Linked DNA regions of Homo sapiens: region 1 is linked to region 2. Evidence: chromatin contacts called from ENCODE Hi-C or POLR2A ChIA-PET data. All regions are on one chromosome and are shown on one strand. The core of a region is the stretch at or near the end of the contact, and the rest is flanking DNA. Distances in the headings are between cores, read along the strand shown.

The links. Hi-C counts contacts between places; a loop is a spot of excess contacts on that map. ChIA-PET counts read pairs that join two places held with the same protein, here RNA polymerase II (POLR2A). Pooled maps may share reads with other maps.
Region 1: a map with no recorded cell type shows a loop between it and region 2 (4-fold over the local background). The contact joins two enhancer-like sites. A Hi-C loop is called at or near these places in 2 of 37 single-sample maps with no recorded cell type and 2 of 50 pooled maps. POLR2A ChIA-PET finds 5 or more read pairs at or near these places in 2 of 52 experiments (BJ and MCF 10A).

Annotation. Positions count from the first base shown.
Region 1 is chr5:172,687,451-172,690,472 of GRCh38, reverse strand. It overlaps NEURL1B (neuralized E3 ubiquitin protein ligase 1B), which reads right to left. Exons shown (of 5, transcript NM_001142651.3): 5 at 1-3,022. The region is part of intron 2 of LOC107986479 (a long non-coding RNA gene); the gene reads left to right. Among named protein-coding and RNA genes, the nearest start is that of MIR5003, 27 kb to the right of the region's middle. Within about 2 kb of position 1,357, at least 16 of the 41 ENCODE cell types and tissues checked have a DNase peak (open chromatin) inside an H3K27ac peak, as active enhancers do.
Region 2 is chr5:172,532,088-172,535,247 of GRCh38, reverse strand. The region is part of intron 1 of LOC105377727 (a long non-coding RNA gene); the gene reads right to left. Among named protein-coding and RNA genes, the nearest start is that of LINC01944, 25 kb to the left of the region's middle. RefSeq lists an enhancer at 1,530-1,599. Within about 2 kb of position 1,672, at least 7 of the 41 ENCODE cell types and tissues checked have a DNase peak (open chromatin) inside an H3K27ac peak, as active enhancers do.

The sequences.
Region 1 (3,022 bases), core at 108-2,607, 160 kb before region 2:
TTATCAAACCCCTGAACACTCATAATCTGATTTCTGGTTTACTCAGCAAACCTCTACTGAGTAACTACTACGTGCTGGCACAGGACCAGCACCGGGGGTCAGAGAAAAGTTCACCCTGTGTCCTGAACACAGTCCATGCTGATTAGTGGCATCGAGGGACTGGAAACGTGGTGCTGCCGTGAGGGGAGCAGCTCCATCCCAGGGGACTCCCCGTTCTGAGAACCTGCTAGGACAAGGAGCTGGATTTGCTTTGCAAACAGCCCAGTTTTTCAGGAGTCTCCGAATGAATGGGCACAAGACCATGAACAACGGGGTGTTTTCAGGTGTCCCCTGTCCTCGCCCTGGAGCCCTGGCTGCTGTGGCCCAGAAGAGCACACCATGGGCAGTGAGCCTGGAACAGCCGAGGGCTGGGTCACGTGAGGGGGTGCTCAGGGGGCTGGGGCCCCGCTTGAGGGGGTGGTGATCACGGGGCCTAGGAAGGTGGTGGGACAAGGCCCCAGGTCCCTTCCTAACTGTGGACACCCCTGAATAACAAGAGAGGGCCCTTGGGTTGGAGTCCAGATCTCTCAGACCTCAGCTCTGCCAGGAGAATGCGGGCAGTGAGCAGATGAGCCTGGAAGGGAGGCCGCTTCTCCTCCCAGGGTGTGGGCAGCGGAGGGGCCTGGCTGGGGCTGGAACCCTCCACATAGGCACAGGTGCCCGGACTCTCTCCAGGTGAGTTTCAAGGGAGAAAACTCACAGTCTCGAGCTTCCTGGGACTTGGAGCCAGGCAGTGGGAGTGTGGGATGTGGCAGCAGACACTCCCGGGTTTGAATCCCAGCCCTGCCATCTCCTGTTGTGTGATCATGAGGTCACTTCACTCACAGGACCTCAGTTTCCTTACCTGCCAAGTGGGATAACACCAGCTTTCATAGATTGTAAGTAGCACAGTTTTTTTTTCACACGTGAACATCTCTGATTGGAAGGAACTGTACAGTTGTAGCATCTTAGTTAAGATTGGCAGCGTTTTTCCCTATGGTATGTAAAACAGTGTTTTATGACCAGCAGTGTCTTTGATGTGACTTATTATGGCAATAAGACCTGCCGCACAGGATTCACGCAGGAAGGTGCCTCTCTAGCCCAGTGCCAAGGCACGCTGTAGGTGCAAAATAAAGTACAGTGGCTCCTTTTCCTCTTTCTCTTGTCCCCTTCTCAAGACAGAACATAGTGGGGACGTGTGCATCTCCTCTGTAGCACTGAGTAACGCTCAGAGCATCAGGAAACGTCTGGTTTTTAGAAGATAAACACTTCCTTACCTCCTCTTGGAAACAGGGAGGCTATTTATAGCAGCTGCAGAGCAGGTTGAACGGGCCACTGACTCGCTTCTTCCCAGGTCACAGGTGGCCAGGAGATGCCTGGTCCACCTCTGGGTCCAGGCCTCAGTCACTGGTTTCCCAGTGGAGGCTGGACGTGACCCCGGCTGGAACCCAAAGGGGCAGCCAGGAAGGGCAGGAGAGTGGAGCTGCTTTCCCCCAGGCCACTGAGACCCCACAGCTTGTGGCTGGGTCGCAGTGTAGACAGGAGACGGTTGTCTGCAGCACCACAGGCCTGGGGTGAGGAGTCCTCCCATGCAGGGCCTGTGCGTGGCCCCGCCCACACCCAGCACATGCAGGAAACCAAATTCAGCCAGGCACCCAGGGCTGCTGGATTCTCAAACTCTTATCTTGGCAAACACTGTGGTTCCAAAAGCTGCTCAAAAGATTCTGCTGCAAAATTAAAATGTGGGAATTTCCCCAGATTTTCTAGGGAAAAGTAAATAATCAGGGATTCTTGATGGGGCAAGAGAGTGGGGACCTTAAGTTGGAATCAGGTCAGACAACTGTGATTACTCCCAGCTAGAGGAGGAACAGGAGGCCCCAAACCACCAGCAGCGCATGGGCACCAGCTGGTCTGTGGGGCTTGATCTGGTGAAGGCCTGGCCCAGCTTTGCTCTGGGCACCCAGACACCCAGCAGTGTTTGTTATATGAATGCATCAACTCCCCTGCCTTCCTCTCCCTCCTTCCCTCCTTCAGCAGGACATGAACAGATTAGGAATTGTACTCCAAATGATACTTGCTTTTTGTAAGGCGTCTCAGGCTTTTTAGAACGTTGTACTGGTCCTCCCAAGAACTCCTGGAGTTGTCAGGTTCTAGACTTCTAATTGGGAACTGAAAAATAGACAGGCCAAGGGACTTCCCTAATGGGACAGCACAGAAGAGGGCAGAGGTGGAGCCCAGAACTGGGGGCAAGAAGGGAGGGACAGGCCTGGGCCAGCCCATCAGCCCAGATGTGATCTGGGAGTCTGCAGAGATGGGCACGGCTGAGGGGGTGGGGCAGGGTCAAGGTCCCAGGAAATACCAGCAGGTAGGTCTGGGAAGGGAGAGAATCCCAGTGCCAGCATTTTTCGTTACTGTCTCGATCATTAGTTAACATACTTATCAGTGAACACTTTAGTAACCAGCGGAGGAAGATACACTGAGAATCAGAACAAAGACCAAAAGTTATAACCAAAGTTATAAAGCCCTCGTTCCTCCTCCTGCCAGCAGGTCCCCTGGGAATGCCAGGCCCAGGGGCCACCACAGGAAGGTAGAGAGCTGTCTGCATCGTGGAGTGGGCTTTCCAGCTCCAGGTGGGTCACCTGCCTCTAGGATTCTTTCTCTCCCACAGAAAAACAGAACTTACTGCTGGTCTTCTCCTTGGAGATAGGGAAGGGCATTACAGAGACTTGCCTCCAGAGACGGAGACAAGGTATGATGTGTGTATTATTAGACAGTCTGGGGGTGAAGGGGTGAAAAGATGACACAATCCAGAGGGGTTGGCCTCGGTGCCCATCACACCCAGCTCTAAGACCCAGTAAGAAATGAAGAAGTGAATTGTTCTTCACCCACCTTCCCCTCAAGGAGTTCATGCTTTGGAGCTGTAAACAATGAGTTATTTTTGCCTCCCCTTAGAAAATCTGAGCATCTCTTTTCTACACCACCCCAGGGAGTTCTGTGAGGGTCA
Region 2 (3,160 bases), core at 423-2,922:
CACACACACACCCAACACACACACACACCCATACCTACGTACATACACACATACACACACACCTGACACAGAGCCAGCTGCTGGAGCATTCCTGGGTACAGGGATACTCTCTCTGGTATGGGGGATACTAGCAGGGAGAGGACAGAAGTTCACAAGTGCCTGGGGCCTTACCCTGCAACATGGGACACGCATGCTTGCTTGAGTCTGAGGGCAGCTGGGTTCACCCTCAGCCAGTGACTGGACTGACAAGACCTGCCCTGGCTAGGGCGGGGTCTGGGGAAGCTGAGCCAAGCCTGCCTCTTCCCACAGCCTGTTCTCCAACCCACCGCAGACAGGGATCCTTGGGAATGTTTAACGCTCTAAGCCAACATGCTCTGGGTACCTGGATCAGGGGTGGGCGAAAGGCTGGACCTGGCTGAGACACAGCCTCCAGCTGGCCACCCACCAGATGCACTGTGGTGCTTAACCCTGGAGCATGCCCTACCAAAAGATGCCACCAAGTGTGCATGCCTACCCCTAATCCTCTGTGTGCCTGCTGGGTGGAGGACAGCAGCAGTCATAGGGCAGGGGCAGGGGGTGGAGGTGGAGGGATGGGTATCTGACCCACCCTGGGGAGGTGATGGAAGGCAGGACTGTGCGAGAGCTGAGGCTCCAAGTCCCTAAAGCATGCTTAGGGGTCCCATCAGACTTCACTTACGAAACACAAATTCAAAAAAAAATTATTAAAAATTTCAAGACAATGATGGTGACATCACACGTGGTGACCAAGGCCCCATCTTTCTAGGGCCTTATGTGATGGCACTGGTCGCAAGCCCATGAAGCCAGCCCTGGGTGATGCCCAACCAGAGATGAGTCAGACACAATTCCTGCCCTCTGTTTATGTCATCAGGCAACAAGCATGTGTCAGGCACTTAGGCTAGGCACTGAAGACAGAGGAGAGACCACTAGGAAAAGTGTCCCCACTCTTAAAAAGCTCACAGCCTGGCTACAAGGCAGGCTGACCTCTGCTTGGTAGCCAGAAACAATGGGATCCCAGGGGCAGGGGCTGCCAGCCAAGCCTCAGGGGTCCAGGGAGGCTCCAGGGAAAAGCAGAATTCATGCAGGATCTGGAGAATGGGATCTGGGTGAAGACATGGTGCAAGAACAAACAGTCCAGGCAGAAACTGGGTGTGCCAAAGCCCCAGGCTGGAGGGAACTTGGCATTTCGAGATACTGAAAGGAATGCCTCATTATTCAGAGTGATAAGCACTGTGCCATCCCACAGAAACGTCCACACTGAATTTTTCACTGTAATCTCAGCCTCCTATTTATTACTGTGACATGAAGTGCAGTTGCCTGATGACCCACCTGGGACACACTGTGTCTGTGAGTCTGGTGGGCGGTTATTAGAGAAAGTACAAGTAGTCCCTGACTCTCTCTAGTTTCATTTATAGCATGGTCTGTCGGCTTAACGAGAACATGTGGTCTCCCCACAGTGGCTCGGCCTGCCGGGTTCAATCAGGGGCCCTGCTGCCCACCAGATGCCCACGTTAGGGCCCAGGATTCTGCCCCCACTCCTGGGCTCCCCCTCCCCGACTCTTCACACCAGTTGGGCTGTAGCCTAGTCCTCCTCCCACCCCTACCTCTGTGTGGTTGCTGCAAAGACCAGAGATTCTCCTGTGGCGATATATACAGCTTTAAATACTTCACGTGACAGTGAGGCTTGTGGCTTGTACGGGACACCTGAGCTCTTTTTGTATCTGTCTGTGCTGTCTTCCTTTTTTGCAACTTGGCTCTGACCCAGCATGTAAACATGGATTAGTCTTTTGTACTTTTTGCAGGTTGTATAATACCAGTACAGTGTGAATAGAATAAAATAAATGCTTGCAAACTAAAAAGAAGAAGAAGAACCTCATGCCCAGCCCTCCCAGTTCAGGGAAGGCACGAAGAAAGCCTCCGCCCGGAAGCACCTTTTCAAGCCCCCGAGCTCCCTGTGATTGGACCAGCTGGGATCACGTGCCCATCTCTGAACCGATCAATCCTGTGGCCAGGGTAGTCAGTATATTGACCGGCAGAGAGTAGGGTGGGTCCCACTCAAAGCAAGAAGATGGACGATTGGGGAGCTATGGTTTCCTAAAAAAGAAATTACGGGGCCACTTCCAAAAAAGGGGTTGGATGGGGCAGCCAGAACACCCCTCAGAAGTCGACTATCCCTGTCTTTTCCTATTGATGCTAATATCCAGCCACATGGCTGGTGTAGTGGAGAGAACGCGGCTAGTCTGAAACAGACCTGAGTGCTAGTTCTGGTTTCTCTCCTCTACTGTCTGTGGGTCTCTGGGCTACAACTCCCCGAGCCTAAGATCCCTCCTTTATTAAAAATGCCGGTGAGAATACACAGCAAGCTGTGAGGATTAAATACAAGGAAAGTGCCTGAAATGCAGTAAGTGCTCAATCAATGCTAATTAGCAGCTACACAAACAGTGTCTTGCACCCACACAAATACACAGCCTTCGAAAATGCTGATTCACTTTTCTGGAATGCACTTCTCTCATCAGCACATCCCCCCAAACCCCATTCTTCCACACACCACCCACCCTGGGTGCCTCCTCTGTGTACTGTTACAGCAGAGTGGTTAAAAACATGCCATTTGGACCGGGCACGGTGGCTCACGCCTGTAATCCCAGCGCTTTGGGAGGCCAAGGTGGGTGGATCACCTGAGGTCAGGAGTTCAAGACCAGCCTGGCCAACATGGCAACACCCTGTCTCTACTAAAAATACAGAAAATTAGCTAGGCGTGGTGGCGGGCACCTGTAATCGTAGCTACTTGGGAGGCTGAGGAAGGAGAATTGGTTGAACCCGGGGAGGCGGAGGTTGCAGTGAGCTGAGATTGCACCACTGTACTCCAGCCTGGGTGAAGAGCGAGACTCTGCCTCAAAAAAAACAAAACAAAACAAACCAACAAAACTTCACATTTGGAGTCAGATAGCACTGAGTTCAAATCCACATAACCTCTTGGAGCTCCAAGTTTTCCGTTTGTAAAATGGGCACAACAGTACTCATCTCGAGGTTGTTAGGAGGATTGAGCAAGCATCCAGGCAAAGTGCCTAGCACACAGAGTAGATACTCAATGAAGATGAGCCTTTGTTATGCATCCCACCATTTTGTAAGTACCTTTTCTATG